Regions from separate parts of the Mus musculus genome. Here region 1 is linked to region 2. Evidence: chromatin loops called from intact Hi-C (ENCODE). Cell type or tissue: heart. All regions are shown on one strand.

Evidence for each region. Peaks named below come from ENCODE experiments on the same cell type or tissue, not always from the same donor. Only the 100,000 strongest peaks of a DNase experiment are listed, where the experiment ranks them.
Region 1: it touches region 2 in a loop (2.6-fold over the local background); 1 of 42 quality-filtered maps calls a loop at or near these places.

The regions. Positions count from the first base shown.
Region 1 is chr9:106,152,244-106,160,243 of GRCm38, reverse strand. It overlaps Glyctk (glycerate kinase), which reads left to right and starts at 2,106. Exons shown (of 4, transcript NM_174846.4): 1 at 2,106-2,755; 2 at 2,948-3,099; 3 at 3,660-3,835; 4 at 4,137-7,384. The coding sequence starts at 2,379. The coding sequence ends at 5,003. It overlaps D030055H07Rik (a long non-coding RNA gene), which reads right to left. Exons shown (of 7, transcript XR_003948237.1): 3 at 7,491-8,000; 4 at 7,215-7,350; 5 at 3,727-3,951; 6 at 3,010-3,251; 7 at 1-463. It overlaps Mir135a-1 (microRNA 135a-1), which reads right to left and starts at 6,120; the gene lies at 6,031-6,120. In heart, CTCF peaks have their summits at 3,549 (motif pointing right) and 7,765 (motif pointing left); DNase peaks (open chromatin) are centred at 313, 3,123 and 3,713; H3K4me3 peaks cover 679 bases; H3K27ac peaks cover 736 bases; H3K27me3 peaks cover 2,319 bases.
Region 2 is chr9:106,473,984-106,481,983 of GRCm38, reverse strand. Parp3 (poly (ADP-ribose) polymerase family, member 3) reads left to right here and starts at 5,035. Exons shown (of 11, transcript NM_145619.3): 1 at 5,035-5,491; 2 at 6,002-6,185; 3 at 6,836-6,961; 4 at 7,116-7,304; 5 at 7,464-7,587; 6 at 7,700-7,926. The coding sequence starts at 6,009. Rrp9 (RRP9, small subunit (SSU) processome component, homolog (yeast)) reads right to left here and starts at 4,675. Exons shown (of 15, transcript NM_145620.4): 1 at 4,550-4,675; 2 at 4,231-4,313; 3 at 1,179-1,288; 4 at 761-828; 5 at 630-671; 6 at 98-224. The coding sequence starts at 4,636. In heart, CTCF peaks have their summits at 4,973 (motif pointing right) and 7,298 (motif pointing right); DNase peaks (open chromatin) are centred at 4,755, 5,323, 5,523, 7,333 and 3 weaker places; H3K4me3 peaks cover 3,017 bases; H3K27ac peaks cover 3,428 bases.

The DNA.
Region 1 (8,000 bases), 320 kb after region 2:
TCTTTTCAGGTTTTCTCTGAGTGTCAGTGAGGCCGGAAAGTTCTAAACCAGGTTCTCGGTCTCTAGGGAGATCTCAGACCAGCCACTTCCGGGTTAATCCCCACCCACAGAGTACTTCCGGTCTCCAGCGCCAGAAGCTGCGGGAAGGTGAGTTTGCGTCTCAAGCAAATAAATGGTACTTGGAAGTCGTTCCTGGCCCGGACAGAGACCGATCCAGGCGACAGCAACCCCTTAATCTTGCGACATCTTGCACTACACGGCAACATTTCCCTCGAGAAGATCACAGGCTCAGGCTCAGGAGACGTCACTTCCGGTCACCTGGCGGTTGGCCAATTCCGGACTTGATGTCAGCTCCGCTTTGGTTCCGGGAGGAGTCGAGCCTGGTCTTCGCCTATCCTCACTTACCAAGGCGGGTGCACTGGAGCTGGGAAGGTGTAGTGTCTTAGAGTTGGGAATTTGGCTCCTGAAAATGCAAGTCGTCCAATTAACTTTAGACTTACCACAACGTAATTTTTAGTTAGAAATAATCCAAAATATACTGGTCATAGTTATAATAAAAAATTACTTATCCAAAATTCAAATTTCACCAAACACCCAGTACTTAATTTGGCAATTTTGGACTTGAACTTTTTTTTTCCCTTGAATTCTAATAGGGACCTTCTAGGCTTTTGCCCTTCTGGGAAAGAGATACAAAATTCACCTAGGACTGAGCTTTATGTTTTGGATGCTAAGATGTGTTTAGTACCAAGCCCGGGGAATCCCATACATGAAAACTGAACATGTTTGCAGGCGTCCCGCGGCAGTGCCCTGTGTATTCCTTTTTACAAACAGTAGTTTCTGGGAAAGCTAGCTGGGAACTACAAGGCTAAATGGCGGAGGTTTGGCAGGCGCTACGTTGTTTAGGAGTGGGATAAACTGTTACCTGGAGTTTTCTCTGTCAGCTTGTACAGAGAATCAGAAAGCCCTAGGTGTCAGGAAAATACGAGCGTCAGTCTCCCAAGCACTATGGAGAACTGGATGACTTTATGCATGCTAGGGAAGGTCTCTCCCACAGGACTACACTTTCAAGTTCCCTTGAAAAGTGAGAGTTAGGCTTCATTGTGTCCCACATCTTGCAAATGAGCTCAGTGTGAGAAAAGATATACTAATACACGCTTTAAAAAAAGCTAGAACCCCATCCCTAGACTCCGCCCTCTTCCACCCATGCTTACGGATACAGTTGTCTTTCTACCTTTTTAGGGGCTTGAATGTAGCTCAGTGGTAGAGCGCATGCTCGCTCGTTACATGGACAGCCCGGGCACAGTCTTCAGTACCCTCCTGTCCCTAAACTTAGATATCTTTTTGCAGCTGAGTCTTTTATTGTTCCTGTATAGTTACGCTGTAGCTTCCCGACCTTTACCCCAAGACCTTTCTGTCCTTCACTCTGCCCAGTGGAGAAAATGATTGTTTGGGCTTCATTACTGGAACCCGGCCTTTGCCTGCTCTAGCACTGGGCTGTTTTTGTTGTGAAGGGTGTAACTCAGGACTTGTTTTTTGCTATCATGGAGCCAGAAAGGGATGTTCCTGGCAAGGCTGATCATGACCAGCTGTATGGGGACAAGGGTGTCTGGTCTTGTCCTATAGATTGAGCCCCATAGCACATGTCCTTTTGCTTATAACCTGGGGACTTGCTGAAGGTCTGACCTTGAGTGAGATTTGTGGTTACTCTTGATTCGTGCCTGGACCACTTGCTGAACTAGCCTGAGTCCTGAGCTTCCTTAGGCTGTGTGCACTGGTAAATCTGCAGCCTTTCCACATGGACCCAGCTTTGCCAGACTGGTTGTATGAGCTAACAGAGCAGGCTAGAGGTCAATGGACTCCGGGTCAGTTGGCTAGACAACCAATAGCCTTTTTTTTTTTTTTTCTTGGCAGTAGAAGTGGTAAAGGAACGTCTAAGGCATAAATGCCAGAAAGGGGGCACTGCCGTGGTGTGAGGGCTTTGGAAGTACAGGATGTGGAAGAAGAATGGCCCAGGGGCCTGCTGGTAGGAACGGCGTCCTTCATGAATGATTAACTTCTAGGCAAAGGAGGTGACCTAGGAGGAAGGTCCACTTAACAGGAACTTTGGACTTGGAGCAGAGTGTCCAGAAGACTGGTGTGTGGTCTACAGAAGAGGACGTGGCTGGGCATCAGGGCTGGGCTTTCAGGGCTGGTGTAAGATCAGGTTTGCTGCAGGCTTCATGACTTCTCCAGGTTTCATTTCAGGTTATGGAGTCCGCCAGTCCTGAGCCCTCGGAGGGGTGGCCATGATGGATGGTGGGGTTCTGTCCGTGGCCTCACTCCTTCTCCTCCCTCTCTAGGCAGCTATGGACACGAGGCTGTGCTGAGAGAAGCGGGGCATGGCTGCGGCCCTACAGGTCTTGCCCTGTCTCCTCCGAGCCCCATCCCGTCCACTCCTCTGGGGGCCCCCAGTGGCCCGGATGACCAGTGGTATGGCTTTGGCAGAACAGGCACGGCAGCTGTTTGATAGTGCAGTGGGTGCTGTGCAGCCAGGCCCCATGCTGCAGAGGACACTGTCCCTGGATCCTAGTGGCAGACAGCTGAAGGTGCGGGACCGGACTTTCCAGCTGCGGGAAAACCTCTACCTAGTGGGCTTCGGCAAGGCCGTACTGGGCATGGCAGCTGCTGCCGAGGAGCTGCTGGCTCAGCATCTTGTGCAGGGTGTGATCAGCGTACCCAAGGGGATCCGAGCCGCTATGGAACATGCTGGAAAGAAGTAAGAGTCTATGGGCGCAGGGGGACGCCCTCTACTGTCCTTTGGAAGAACACCTCCCTTCCTCTTTGATCTCCCTATCTCCTGGGTCTGGCCTGGTTTCTAAATGGGTTATCAGTGGGCCGCTTTCACCTGTACAGCTGAGAAGTCAGGTCGGAGGAGAGGAGCCCACCCCCATCCCTTCTCCCTTCTCAGAGAGATGCTGCTGAAGCCACACAGCCGCATCCAGGTGTTCGAGGGCGCCGAGGACAACTTACCGGATCGGGATGCACTCCGGGCCGCGCTGACCATCCAGCAGCTGGCAGAGGGGCTCACTGCAGATGACCTGCTGCTGGTGCTCATCTCAGGTGTGGGACCAGCCGACAGGGGTGCCCCGAGTACCATATGGTCACAGGGTGAAGTCAGGACCATGGCAGACAGTGAGGAACCTGGAGGGTACCTAGTGAGTGGTGTCAGGTTGGTCACCTCTCCTCAGCTGGAAGTTCACCCTGTTGAACATCTGTAATGGTGAAGGCACAGCTGGGTACTAACACTGACACACATCAGAACCTTTGGAAGACATTGCTGTCTGCAGCGGTGTCATTCGTGCTCCTGAAGCTGAGTTTCCAGACCCCATGGATCTCTCTTCTTGCTTATTTGCTGTTTTTTCTTGCTCTTTCTTAGTTAAATTTAAAAACAAAAATTTTTGGGGGGTATTGGGGATAGAGTTCAGGGCTTCACACAGGCTAGGCAAGCACTTTGCTAGCAAGCTTCTCCTGGGATCTGGTATACCCCTACTAGGGGACAACTTCACTCTGTGTCCACAAGGGGGCACTGTAACCCCACCTTCTTAGAGGACCTTCCTTATGGCTTGCCTGGTTCTCTGGGTCGGGCTGTCTCCTCTCCCTGACACTCTCACTGACTTTAGGTGGGGGCTCAGCCCTGCTGCCTGCTCCTATCCCACCTGTCACACTGGAGGAGAAACAGATGCTCACCAAGCTGCTGGCAGCCCGAGGAGCCACGATCCAGGAGCTGAACACCATCCGCAAGGCCCTGTCGCAGCTGAAGGGTGGAGGGCTGGCTCAGGCTGCCTATCCTGCTCAGGTGCACTAATCACTTCTTCAGTAGGCCCTGGGTTCCCAACACGTGACAGGGAGATGAGAGCTTAAGCCAACATATGAGTTGGCAGGGGCCTGGCCTGGAAAGTCCTGGGAGGAAGCCTAGAGAGAGTAAGAGGGAGGCTTTCTGGTTAGGTGTTCTGCCAGCCCACCTGAAAGTGGCAAGATGTGGGTAGATGTGGGCAAGGAAGCATACCAGATGCTGTATACCCAGGCCCAGTTTGTCCTTAAGGGCCCCGGAACACGGAGGAGGCAAGACTGAACCTTATTTTGTGGCCTTTGTCTAGGTGATAAGCCTCATCTTGTCAGATGTGATTGGGGACCCTTTGGAAGTGATTGCCAGTGGCCCTACGGTGGCCAGCACCCACAGTGTGCAAGACTGCCTGCATATTCTCAACCACTATGGCCTCCGTGCTGCTCTTCCCCGCTCTGTGAAGACTGTGCTCTCCCGAGCTGACTCTGACCCCCATGGACCACACACCTGTGGCCACGTCCTCAATGTGATCATCGGCTCTAACTCTCTGGCGCTGGCTGAGGCTCAGAGGCAAGCCGAGGTGCTGGGCTACCATGCCATGGTGTTGAGCACAGCCATGCAGGGTGATGTAAAAAGAGTGGCTCGGTTCTACGGGCTGCTAGCCCGGGTGGCTGCAGCCCACCTCACTCCATCCTTGGCTGAGCGTCCCTTGGAGGAGGAGGCGGAACTCCATCAGCTGGCAGCTGAGCTCCAGCTCCCGGACCTGCAGCTGGAGGAGGCTCTGGAAGCGGTGGTAAAGGCTAAAGGGCCGGTCTGCCTCCTGGCTGGTGGTGAGCCCACGGTGCAGCTGCAGGGATCTGGCAAGGGCGGTCGGAACCAAGAACTGGCCTTGCACGTGGGAGTGGAGCTGGGAAGGCAGCCACTGGGACCTATTGATGTGCTATTTTTGAGTGGAGGCACTGATGGGCAGGATGGGCCTACAAAGGTGGCCGGGGCCTGGGTCATGTCTGATCTCATCAGCCAGGCTTCTGCTGAGAGCCTGGACATCGCCACCTCCCTCGCCAATAACGACTCATACACTTTCTTTTGCCGCTTCCGGGGAGGAACACATTTGCTGCACACAGGGTTGACAGGGACCAATGTTATGGATGTCCACCTCCTGATTCTTCATCCTCAGTGATGGTGTCGCTCACCGTGTGAGAGTGTAGAAGAGGCCTTCAAGGGCAGGGCCTCTTAGGAAGGTCAAGGGCCGATTCCCAGGCCCCACTGTGCCGCAGGACTTTTCCTCCGTTGCTCTGCCCGCCTCCCTCGGATCTACTCTATGCTTGTTCCCCCAACTAGATTAGAAGATGGGGGCTTCTTTCTACCCCTAGTTTCTGTCATGACAGCAGGTAGCCCTGAGGCCCAGCAGGAGCTTCTTGGCCAGTCACAGTTCTCATTTTCTCCCTGGATGCCTTCCTGCCCAGGTCCTCAGCCTGTCTCTTCCATGGAGCGAAGGTAGGGCACTGAAAATAAAGAGAATGTTGTGTGTGGGGGTCTCAGCTCATCTCCCCTCAGCACCTCTTTCCATAGCACAGATCCTCGGGGAGCTGCTGGGCAGGGACCCGTGGTGTGGCCCCAGCAGTGGTGCCAGTACCTTGAAGAGTTTCTCATACCCTTTTTGGCTGGGTGCACACTCAGGGTCTGCTGATGGCAATCTGTGACAATTGAATCTGTCTCCTAGCAGTGTCAATGTGGGTTAACAGGACAGGCTTATAGTTGCCTACTTAACCCTGACTCCCTGTGGTAGAAACCTGATCATGGTTTCTCCTCTCCTGCTGTTGCCTGACTGGGTGGAGACGATCCACTTGTCACCACGGCTCTTCCTTCTGTATTTGGACCACTCTCAGCTTTCCCCCTCACCCTCTGGCTATCAAGGGGTTTCTTCAGGCCGCAGGCATTGCACTTGTTCTCCTGTGCCCACTTTTCCCAGGCTAAACATTCCATGTTCCATTGTCGCTCCTCCGGGTACCCAGTTGGGACCCTGGTGCCAGCATTTCAGTGTGTGTCTCAGCACTAGAATGGTAGGTCAGAGCAGTGAAGGACCTCAGCAGTCCCTCACCCCATCCTGTCATAGCTGGCAGAGGTGAGTCACTTGGCTTGGCCTGCAGCCACTGGCCTGGTTTACCTCGAGCCCTCTTGTTCCACATCAGAGCCCTCTGTTGGCTTATCCTCACCGTACGCCACGGCTCCAATCCCTATATGAGCGAGCAATAGAATCACATAGGAATAAAAAGCCATAGAGAACAGTGAGGCCTGGGGCGGCCCCTGTGGGCCCTTCTTCCATCGTGAGGGTGTGAGGGGCTCTAGGTCAGAGCTGATGTGTCCTGGGAAGGGCCTCCCATCTCCACTGGGCTCTGGACAGTCTAGCTAGAAGTTGGGCCATGGCTTGCAGACCTGGCTCCTGTGTGTGTTCCTAAGACTGAGAAGGAGGTAAGCAAGGTGAGCTGGCTCTGAGGACCAGACAGGCTTAGGGAAGTGGAGTGGTTTGTACCATTTCTTTCCTTCTGTCCTTGTGCACAGGATCAGAGACTCTGGGGATTTTGTCTTTACGCTGGGGTTCTGGTATCCTCTAGGAGTGGCTCTGTCCCCGTGTTCTTGACCTTGGGAACGTATTCCCATTGGACACTGAGTTGCAGGCCAGAGCTTCAGGAGAAGAGCTTTTCAGCCGCATCCTTGGTGTCTCTGTGAGGTAAACACGTGAGCAGTGGACACTGGTGTCAGAATGCATCCACAGTGTACCCATGGGTGCTTTTCAGAGTAGGTTTGCTCGTGGGGACCACTGTCACCATTGCCTGCTGAGGGCTTCACATATAGGTAGAGTCTTTTTGTTGGAGGCTCCCCGTGTCTGCCTTGGTCACTTTCCTGTACCTATGCTCTCAGAGTCTGGGGGCCAGGGTCTGAATTGGGCCCCATTATAGCAAACAGTTTGTGGGCATAACCTTCTATATTTGCTCACCTATTTATCTGGTCATTCTAGATGATAGAAATAAACAAATTCCTCACAGTTAGAGCTCAATAGGACTGTTTTTTTTGTTTTTTTCTCTCCATCAATATCAAGTATGGAGCCAGGCCTGGTGCACAGGCCTATAATCCCAGGTACACGAGAGGACTCTCAGAGTATTGAGAGCTCATGGCTAGCCTGAGCTACAGAGTGAAAGCCAGCCTAGGCAACTAAGAGAGATCCCATTTTAAAGACCTTTAAAAAGGGTCGGGCAGTGGTGGTGCACGCTTTTAATACCAGCACTTGGGAGGCAGAGGCAGGCGGATCTCTTGAGTGTTTGAGGCCAGCCCAATCTACAGAGTGAGTTCCAGGACATCCAGTGCTACCCAGAGAGAACCCCTGTCTCACCAAGAACAGCAGCAGCAGCAGCAGCAGCAGCAGCAGCAGCAGCAGCAGCAACAACAACAACAACAACAAGAGGTCTGGGAATGTGGTCAATGATACTATTCTAGCATGTGTGAAGCCCTGGGTTGAGTTCCCAGCACTGAAAAATAAAATAAATAAATGAATGAATGGCTATATGCACATGTGTCTTACTAATTATGGATTATTAGAGACACGGCCCTCCTTTGGCTCTCAGCTGCCGTTTCTCCCGACTCAGGTTTTTGCTGGCCAAATCCTTACTTTGTCATCATGTGCTGATACTTTCCATGGCTTGAGGATTTTGCCACAATGGTGCTCAGGCCTCCTTCACATTAAAGCCTTCTCATTCTCTGCACTTGGCATGACTGTGGGTCTGGAGAGCCTTTCACGGTCAGCTTAGGTAAACCCATTTATCCTATGGCTGGAGAATTAGAGGAGATGGTTTATCAGGGACTGTAGAGCAAGTCAGTCACAGACCAGGGATGTGAACCTGCTTTGGGCTTTTGATACACATTCTCTGCTGCCCCCTGGGGCTCAGATACCATGGGGGCCAGCCCAAGGCGAAGCCAGAGTTAGGGGATGTGCCATTGTTTTCCATGTTGCCCTCAGTGGTTTGAGGATGGTGGCATGACCAGACTTAGCCTCTCCAGGGATCTGTAAAGCAGATTTGTTGGTCTCTTTGTGGTCTGGAGGAGCAGGGTGTTGAGTGGTTTAACAGGAGACCCCACGAGTGTGAATGGTGGGCATCTACATAAATGTGTGCACACACCT
Region 2 (8,000 bases):
GCCCTGTAGCCTCGAAGCCCCTCCAAGGCAGCAACTGTCTAGAAGCTTCCACCATCAGGACTCCACCCCAGGCTCACACCCTCGAGGTCTCACTCACACTTGATGATGGTGCAGTCTTTGGCGGCGGAGAAGATGGCCAGGTCATCAGGAGTGATGACCAAGCACGTAATGGAGAGCTGGTGGCCCCGCAAAACTCGAATGTCGGTGGGAGCTGGGGCCTGGATCTGGAAAGACAAGAGACTGCATCACTGCAGTAGGAGCTATGAAGACACTTGCCAGAGAAAACCAGAACCCGGGGCTACACGAACGAATAAGATTCTTTTTTTTTTTTTTGGTGTCTTGAGACAGGGTTTATCTGAATAGCCCTGGCTGTCCTGGAACTCACTCTGTAGACCAGGCTGGCCTCAAACTCAGTAATCCACCTGCCTCTGCCTCCCAAGTGCTGGGATTAAAGGCCTGTGCCACCACTGCCCTAGAAATAAGACTCTTGCATACCTGACCACACCTGCCCAAGTGTCCACAGTTTTCCACCAAGACTCCAACAACCCGAGCAGCACTAAGCCAACTGCCCACCGACCCGCGTGCACACACCGCCTCTGCCCACGCACCACGGTGCCCTGCACACTCACCTCCTTGGCCACCGACTTCTGCAACCTGCCTCTCTGCTCCAGCTGCAAAGAGAGGAAGGAGAGGAGTGAAGACCTGGGGGAAGGCCCAGCCTTCCGCCACACCCACACTAGCCCTCGCCCTCCAGACTCACCACATCCTCCTTCAAGCGCCCGGCCACCTGATCCTCCTCGAATGCACGGGCTTCAGCCTTCTCCTCCTCTGTGCAGGACAGAACGGTCCACATGATCCCAGGCTGCAGTGCCCTTCCCTCCTCCATCCCAAGCATCCATCCCAACTCAACAGTGCTAATCTTATAGGAAGCTCCTGGTGCCTCCACGGTCAATGCCTGCCTTTGTTTAGACTTGAGCTTGGCTTCGTAAAGGTCTAGTCTGGCCCAGAGCGTACTGGCCCATTAGAGACCTTAGCCACCCTCTGCAAGGTACCCAACACCAGCAGCACTAGTGACAATGGGGACCTACGTGACTGACACATCAGGTGCCTGGGGTTGCAACAGGGGCAGCAGGCAGGCTCTGCGGGAGACCCTGGCCTTCATCAAGCCCCTGGCTCACCTTGCTGCCTGAGTTGTTCAAGGTAGAGTTTGGCCAAGCGTAGCTTCTTTTCCTGTGCGGTCTCTTCCAGCTCTTCCTCCTCCTCTTCCTCTGTTTTCCTTGGAGCCAAGCTGTGGGGAGAAGGGATGGGGTCTAAAGGGATGGCCCCCTCATCTGGCCACTAGAACTGTGCTTCCTCGAGGCCAGCCTTGCCCATGCCAACCCTCAGGGCCAGCGACACATGCATGTGACCTCACGACTGGAAGGTCCCACTCAGTGTCCAACACAAGGTCATCAAAACAGCCAGCTCCCCCCAACACCAGGAAATGATCACATCTCAACAAGGGAAAGAGAAGATTCCACAAGCTTCTATGAGAAGCCAGGTTGTACACAAAAGATCAGAAGTCAAAGGTGGCAGGCCTGCAGACTTAGCTTAGCGGCGGACTAAACAAGAATCCTTGAGGCCCTGGCTCAACAGCCAGTCCAGGGAAGAGGGGAGGAGGGAAGGGGAAGAAGAGGAGGTGAAGAGGAGGTACCAGGATTTATGGTGACAAATGAAGACATTGCCCTGGGTATGGCTCAGTGACAGAGCGAGGTCCTGAACTCAGTCACCATGCTCTAGAAAACCGCACTGTCAAGCCAGGCACGGTGGCACACCTAAAATCCTAGAATTTGGAAGGCGAAGACAAGGAGACTGCCACAAGTTCAAGGTCAGCCTGAGCTAGAATAAGACAATCTCTACAAGTCCCAGCTAAGAAGACATGGTCAGGTACATAGTAACAGAGAACTGGTCCTGTCCTTCTACTGAGCTTCCCAAGCTAAGGGACAAAGGCACAAGGCACAGGGCGCTGCAAACAGGGAACCCAGCATGCAGAACAGAGAACGCAGATGCCAGGATGACAACCACTCCAAGACACAGACATATTGGGGTACCCTAGGCTTGCTGCCCTGCACCCTCCTTGTACCCCGAGGACTAGGTTCCAAGTGAATCCTAAGTAGTACTGACTAAACCACGTGTGATGGAATTTCTTGCTGTCCCTTCTAGGCCCCAGTGTCCGTGAGCCAGCTCAGGACACTCCCTTCACTCACAGACAGGTCCAGCTTAGACCTGTTTCTGGGAGCTTAGGTAGGTGTTTCGAACTCTCAGCCAGCAGACCAAGACAGCTGCACCCCTAATCACAAGCCTGCAGACATCCCATCAGCTACCTGCTGTCGCCCAGCACCCTGCCCAGGACTTCCTCCAGAAGGGACTTTAAAACCCATCAGGAATAGCAGTGTCCTGGGGCATGTCCCAGCACTTGAGGGCAGAGGCAGGCAGGTCTCTCTGAGTTTGAGGCCAGCTTGGTCTACATAGCGAGTTCCAGGGCAGCCAGAGTTACAAAGTCCCTGCCTAAAAGAACAGAACAAAAAACCATGTCTCAGGAAAGTCAAGGCCAGACCTTGGCCCAGAGTTATGTCCTTTCTGAGTGCATCCAAACCAATCAGTCTCTTACTTCAGGGCCCACACACAGAAAAGCAGACTAGAGTTAGAGGTGTGGCGGCTCAGCAGGTAAAGACACTTGATGCTGAGACCTTATAAACGGCATTTAGCAATTCTGCTTTTTTGTTTTGTTTTGTTTTGTTTCCCAAGACATATTTTCGCCACGTAGCCCAGGCTGGCCTCAAACTCACAGATCTGTCTGCCTCTGCCTCCTAGGTACTGAGGAATTAAAGGTGTGCGCCACCACGCCCAGCACCACTTTTTGTTTAAAAAAAAAATCCCTTTTGAAAGAAAAGCTGTTTCAACCCTGAATTTAAGGTGTGTACGCATTTATTTTTACTTTCACCCAAGTTAGATCAGCAGAAGAAAACTGAGTGGTGCTTCTGTAGTTATCACATTTATTTCGTGACACAAGTTAAAAGACTTAAGAGGTGGTAAAGAATGGGCTGGAAAAAAATGGCTCATCGGCTAAGAACTCCTGCTGTTCTTACAGCGACCCTGGGTTCAGTCCCAGCACCCCTCAGGTGGCTCGCTCGCAACCCCCTGATGTGACAGTTCCAGGGGCTCCAATGTCCTCGGTCTCCCATGGGCATCAGCATGTACACACACACACATAAATAAATAAATAAATAAATAAATAAATACCCAAAGTGTTTAGCACAGGTCCTGGAGGCAGAAGCAGGCAATGTCTTTGAGGTTAAGGCCAGCCTGATCTATACAGGTTGTTCCAGGACAGCCATGGCTACGTGGAAAAACCTTGCCAAAAAAAAAAAAAAAAAGCTGAGCAAATTAAGGCACCACATATTCACTTTTAGAAGCAGAACTGATAGCCAGGTCTGTAATCCTGGCACTCGGGAGGCAGAAGCAGGCAGATCTCTTAAGTTCACGGCTACCCTGGCCTGTACCTATCACCTGCCGGTTTATCCTTTCTTCCTTCCACCCTGGCACACTAATACCCCAGATTTGTCTCTGGTCCCTGAACCTCTTCCCTACCGCTCCAGGACACTCCTCGTCTCTCCAGGCTCAACTTTTTAAAAGGCTTCTTCTGTTCTCACAACACATGTCTCCAAGATACACACCTGCAGACACTGACACGGCCTCTCTCCACTTGCCTGCTCACCCGTGTTCGCAACAGTGAAACAAGACCCTAATGTTAGGAAGGCTACATATGTGACAGTACAAAGCTGAAGCCTAGGATCATTCGAACCCAGGAGATCAAGGCCACCTTGGGCAAAACAACAGAGACCTCATCTCAAAAAGGTGCCCAAGGACACCAGTCGTTGTGGTACTGTGTGAAGATGGAATTAAGAACAGGAGGATGTGTTCTGTACCGTTCTCTCCTTGCCTCTCAATCAATCCAGACCTGTGCCTGCCTCCATGTCATAAAGCGAAAAAAGGTCCCAAGCTCTCCCTCCCACAGGAGCCCAGCGTCTTCCCCATAGACACATCAGAGATAAACGACGATATCTCACTGCCGGAAACTGGAGGGTAGACCCAGGATCTCGAGCCAAACACCCAGCTCTGTTGCCAGTCGCACTGAGTCTTCTAGTCACCACGAGCCTCCGTTTATCCTTCCTCCCGGTAAAAACTCACCTCTCGCTCTCAGAATCGCTGGAAATCTCTTCATTCATTTTGCCGCCACCCTTGGACTTGCCCCTGTCCGCAGCAGAGTCTACCTGGAAATCAAACGATCCTCTCTTGGTCACGAGGCCCAGGACTGAGAGAGGCAAGTAGCACCTGGCCCTGGCCAAGTAGAAGGTTTCCCAGGATTTGGTGGATAGAAGAAAAGAGATGTAGGCTTCCTTCTGACGGAGCCCTTGGCAAAGATACTTGCCCCGATGGGGGCCCTGGGATGGAACGATGGCTCTCCCAGGAGCTAGATCGGTCGCGCCCAAGAGTACACCATGCTCACCTTTCGCCGCCGCTTGCCGGCCACCGGAGCCGCCCCGGGCCCGGGAGCTGGCTTTGCCCGCTTACGAGTTGCCACGGCGGTCGACATACTGTTCAAGGTGCCGCTACCCCGAAGAACTCACATGGCTGCTAAACCCCAGCCGCATGGCAAGACCCGGAGCCCTGATAGGTTCCCACGGCGCAGCGGGCCCCACCTTCCGCAGCTCCATTGGGCCCTTGAGAAGATCCTGCCACGCCCCCAAACGTCTATTGGACCGACGCAGCTGGACACGCCTTCAAGAGCTCCTATAGGCTCCGGCGCCAGCCTGGAGTAGGAAGCAAGTCTCTCTTGCGATTTCCGGCCTGGGCCTGTGGCGCTTGCGCTCTGCTAACGCCTGACTAGCAGGGAGGGGTGGGGCCAGGAGGGCATGCGGTGCTTGCGTCTTATGGCCACAAGGTGGAGCCAGAGGTGCGGGGTTCTGTGATTTTTCCGCTGGAACAGCGATTGAAGCTAATACAACCAGACTCTAAAACTTAAGGAATGGAATTCAGGCAGCTCTGGAGAGGAGACAGCATCCGAACCCAGAGCCAAAATCACCGGGCAAATAATGGATATATGCTGTATGTGCCTAGTCAAAGCTGCATGAGGGGCCAGTCAGTCCGAGCGGCTTTGGATACGTCTACATTACTGTCATTTCATCTCTGGGACTGGCCACCAACCTCAGCCTACCCAGCCTCTGACTCACCCCACTAGCGGCCAAAAGCTGGAATTCTACACCACCCCCAAGCTCTTTCCCCTCCTCACGTGATTGCTGGGAAATCCCTACCAAAAACTAGCTGAAGGCTCACGAAGGGTCGCTAGATGGGATCCCAGACTTGGAACTTGTTTCTTAGGAGGCACATTCAGCATTCCTGATACCGGGCTGGATAACAGCCACCTCTTCCAGGGTCCTGTTTCATTTGGGTGAGTGTCCTTTGGCCCTGCCCTAGAGTCCTCTGCAGGGCAGGGAAGGGTGAGGTTAAAGTGGCTCTTGCTCTCTCTGGCACTTGAAAGCCTGAAACTTTGGCTGGCACCCCAGAACTCAGGACTGTTAGCAAAAGGCTACACCACTTGGTCCTAAGCTCTAGAGAGGTAGATCCAGCTGCAGAAGGGCAACTTATAGGGTCCTTCCCCTGTAGCTCAGATGATTCAGCCCAGCAACCTAGCCAGATGACTGACAGGAGGAGGAAATGTTCTAGAAGGGGAAGGGCCCCAGCGTGGGTGGGGTGAGCCGGCTTTCACTTTTTCTGCTGCCTCGGGGAACACCTCGAGCCAACTGCTTCCTAACTCCAGGGTGGGCAGAACTGACGGGCTCTAAGCTTCTGCATCTCTGAGGTACAAAGTGCAGGTTTGGAGATGGGGATATGTAAACCAAGGAGTAGGAGGCCAGCCTCCTAAAGGGCAAATCTGAACGCTCCCTACCTCTTGCCCCAGGAGAACCATGGCTCCAAAACGAAAGGCCTCTGTGCAGACTGAGGGCTCCAAGAAGCGGCGACAAGGGACAGAGGAGGAGGACAGCTTCCGGTCCACTGCCGAGGCTCTCAGAGCAGCACCTGCTGATAATCGGGTCATCCGTGTGGACCCCTCATGTCCATTCAGCCGGAACCCCGGGATACAGGTGAGCTGAAGCCATGTTCAGACCGCAGCCTTTTTGTTTGTTTGTTTTTGTTTGCTTGTTTTGTTGTGTTGTTGTTTTTCAAGACAGGGTTTCTCTGTATGGCCCTGGCTGTCCTGGAACTCATTTTGTAGACCAGGCTGGCCTCTGGCCTCGAATTCAGAAATCCGCCTGTCTCTGTCTCCCAAGTGCTGGGATTAAAGGCGTGGGCCACCACCGCCTGGCAGACCACAGCCTTCTTTCTCCTCCTTGGGTTCTCTGTTCTAGCCAGGGATTGCGTACCTGTCTTCTGAAGACTGCCAAGGTGGGCTGTTATTCCATTGGGTCAAGGTGTACCATGTCTGACCATCAGACACTAGGGTGCATCACACTCAAGGAAGGGGCCTGACTCAATTTCCCCCGGGACCCTCTTCCGTGTTCCCTCAAACTGAGCCCTCAGGGCAGAGCCAGGTCTTTTTTCAGATTCCCCCACCCAGGAAGCAGCTGCATCCTCTCCAAATTCCCAAGCCCACAGCAGGGCTTCATCACATCCAGTCAGACTGTGACCCTGCCCCCCAAGGGCAGAGACACCCAAGTGCCAAAGACAAGGCCCCCCCCATGATGTTCCCTGGTGTACACACCCAGCCCACGCCCCACGGACTCACCCTACACAGGTCCACGAGGACTATGACTGTACCCTGAACCAGACCAACATCGGCAACAACAACAACAAGTTCTATATTATCCAACTGCTGGAGGAGGGTAGTCGCTTCTTCTGCTGGAATCGCTGGGGCCGCGTGGTGAGCGAGCCATCGCCCGGGCTGCCCTCCCCCATCCCCCCTCCCCCCCTTGGGCATCCAAAGAGCTGGCTTCGTCTGCAGCTGTTTGGAGGGCCCAGCCCAGAGACCAGCAAATCTTGCTGGTGGACACACCCCTGAAAGTTGTCCCTTGCAGGGAGAGGTGGGCCAGAGCAAGATGAACCACTTCACCTGCCTGGAAGATGCAAAGAAGGACTTTAAGAAGAAATTTTGGGAGAAGACTAAAAACAAATGGGAGGAGCGGGACCGTTTTGTGGCCCAGCCCAACAAGTACACACTTATAGAAGTCCAGGGAGAAGCAGAGAGCCAAGAGGCTGTAGTGAAGGTGATGGGGCAGCAGGGGGCAGCAGGGGGTAGAGGGGAGGGACTGCCTGCCAGCCCATCCTCCAGTCCCATCCTCCCTCTCTGGTCTCAGCCGAGGCCCTGCTCCCTGTGTGGGCATTCTGCCTAATGGCTGCTGCCCGAGCAGGCCTTATCTCCCCAGGTGTACAGCGGCCCTGTGAGGACCGTGGTCAAGCCCTGCTCCCTAGACCCTGCCACCCAGAACCTTATCACCAACATCTTCAGCAAAGAGATGTTCAAGAATGCAATGACCCTCATGAACCTGGGTGAGGAGGAGCTCTCTGCAGGGTGGCAGCTACCCCTGACCCCCACCCCCACCCCCACCCCCACCCCTGATCTCAGGGGCTACAGGGCTCAGCTCGTCCCTTCATCCCCCAGATGTGAAGAAGATGCCCTTGGGAAAGCTGACCAAGCAGCAGATTGCCCGTGGCTTCGAGGCCTTGGAAGCTCTAGAGGAGGCCATGAAAAACCCCACAGGGGATGGCCAGAGCCTGGAAGAGCTCTCCTCCTGCTTCTACACTGTCATCCCACACAACTTCGGCCGCAGCCGACCCCCGCCCATCAACTCCCCTGATGTGCTTCAGGCCAAGAAGGACATGCTGCTGGTGAGGGCTGGCCAGCCCAGAGAATACCAGGCAGCCTGGGCAAAGAGGAGAGGGGCACATGGCCACGTGGTCCA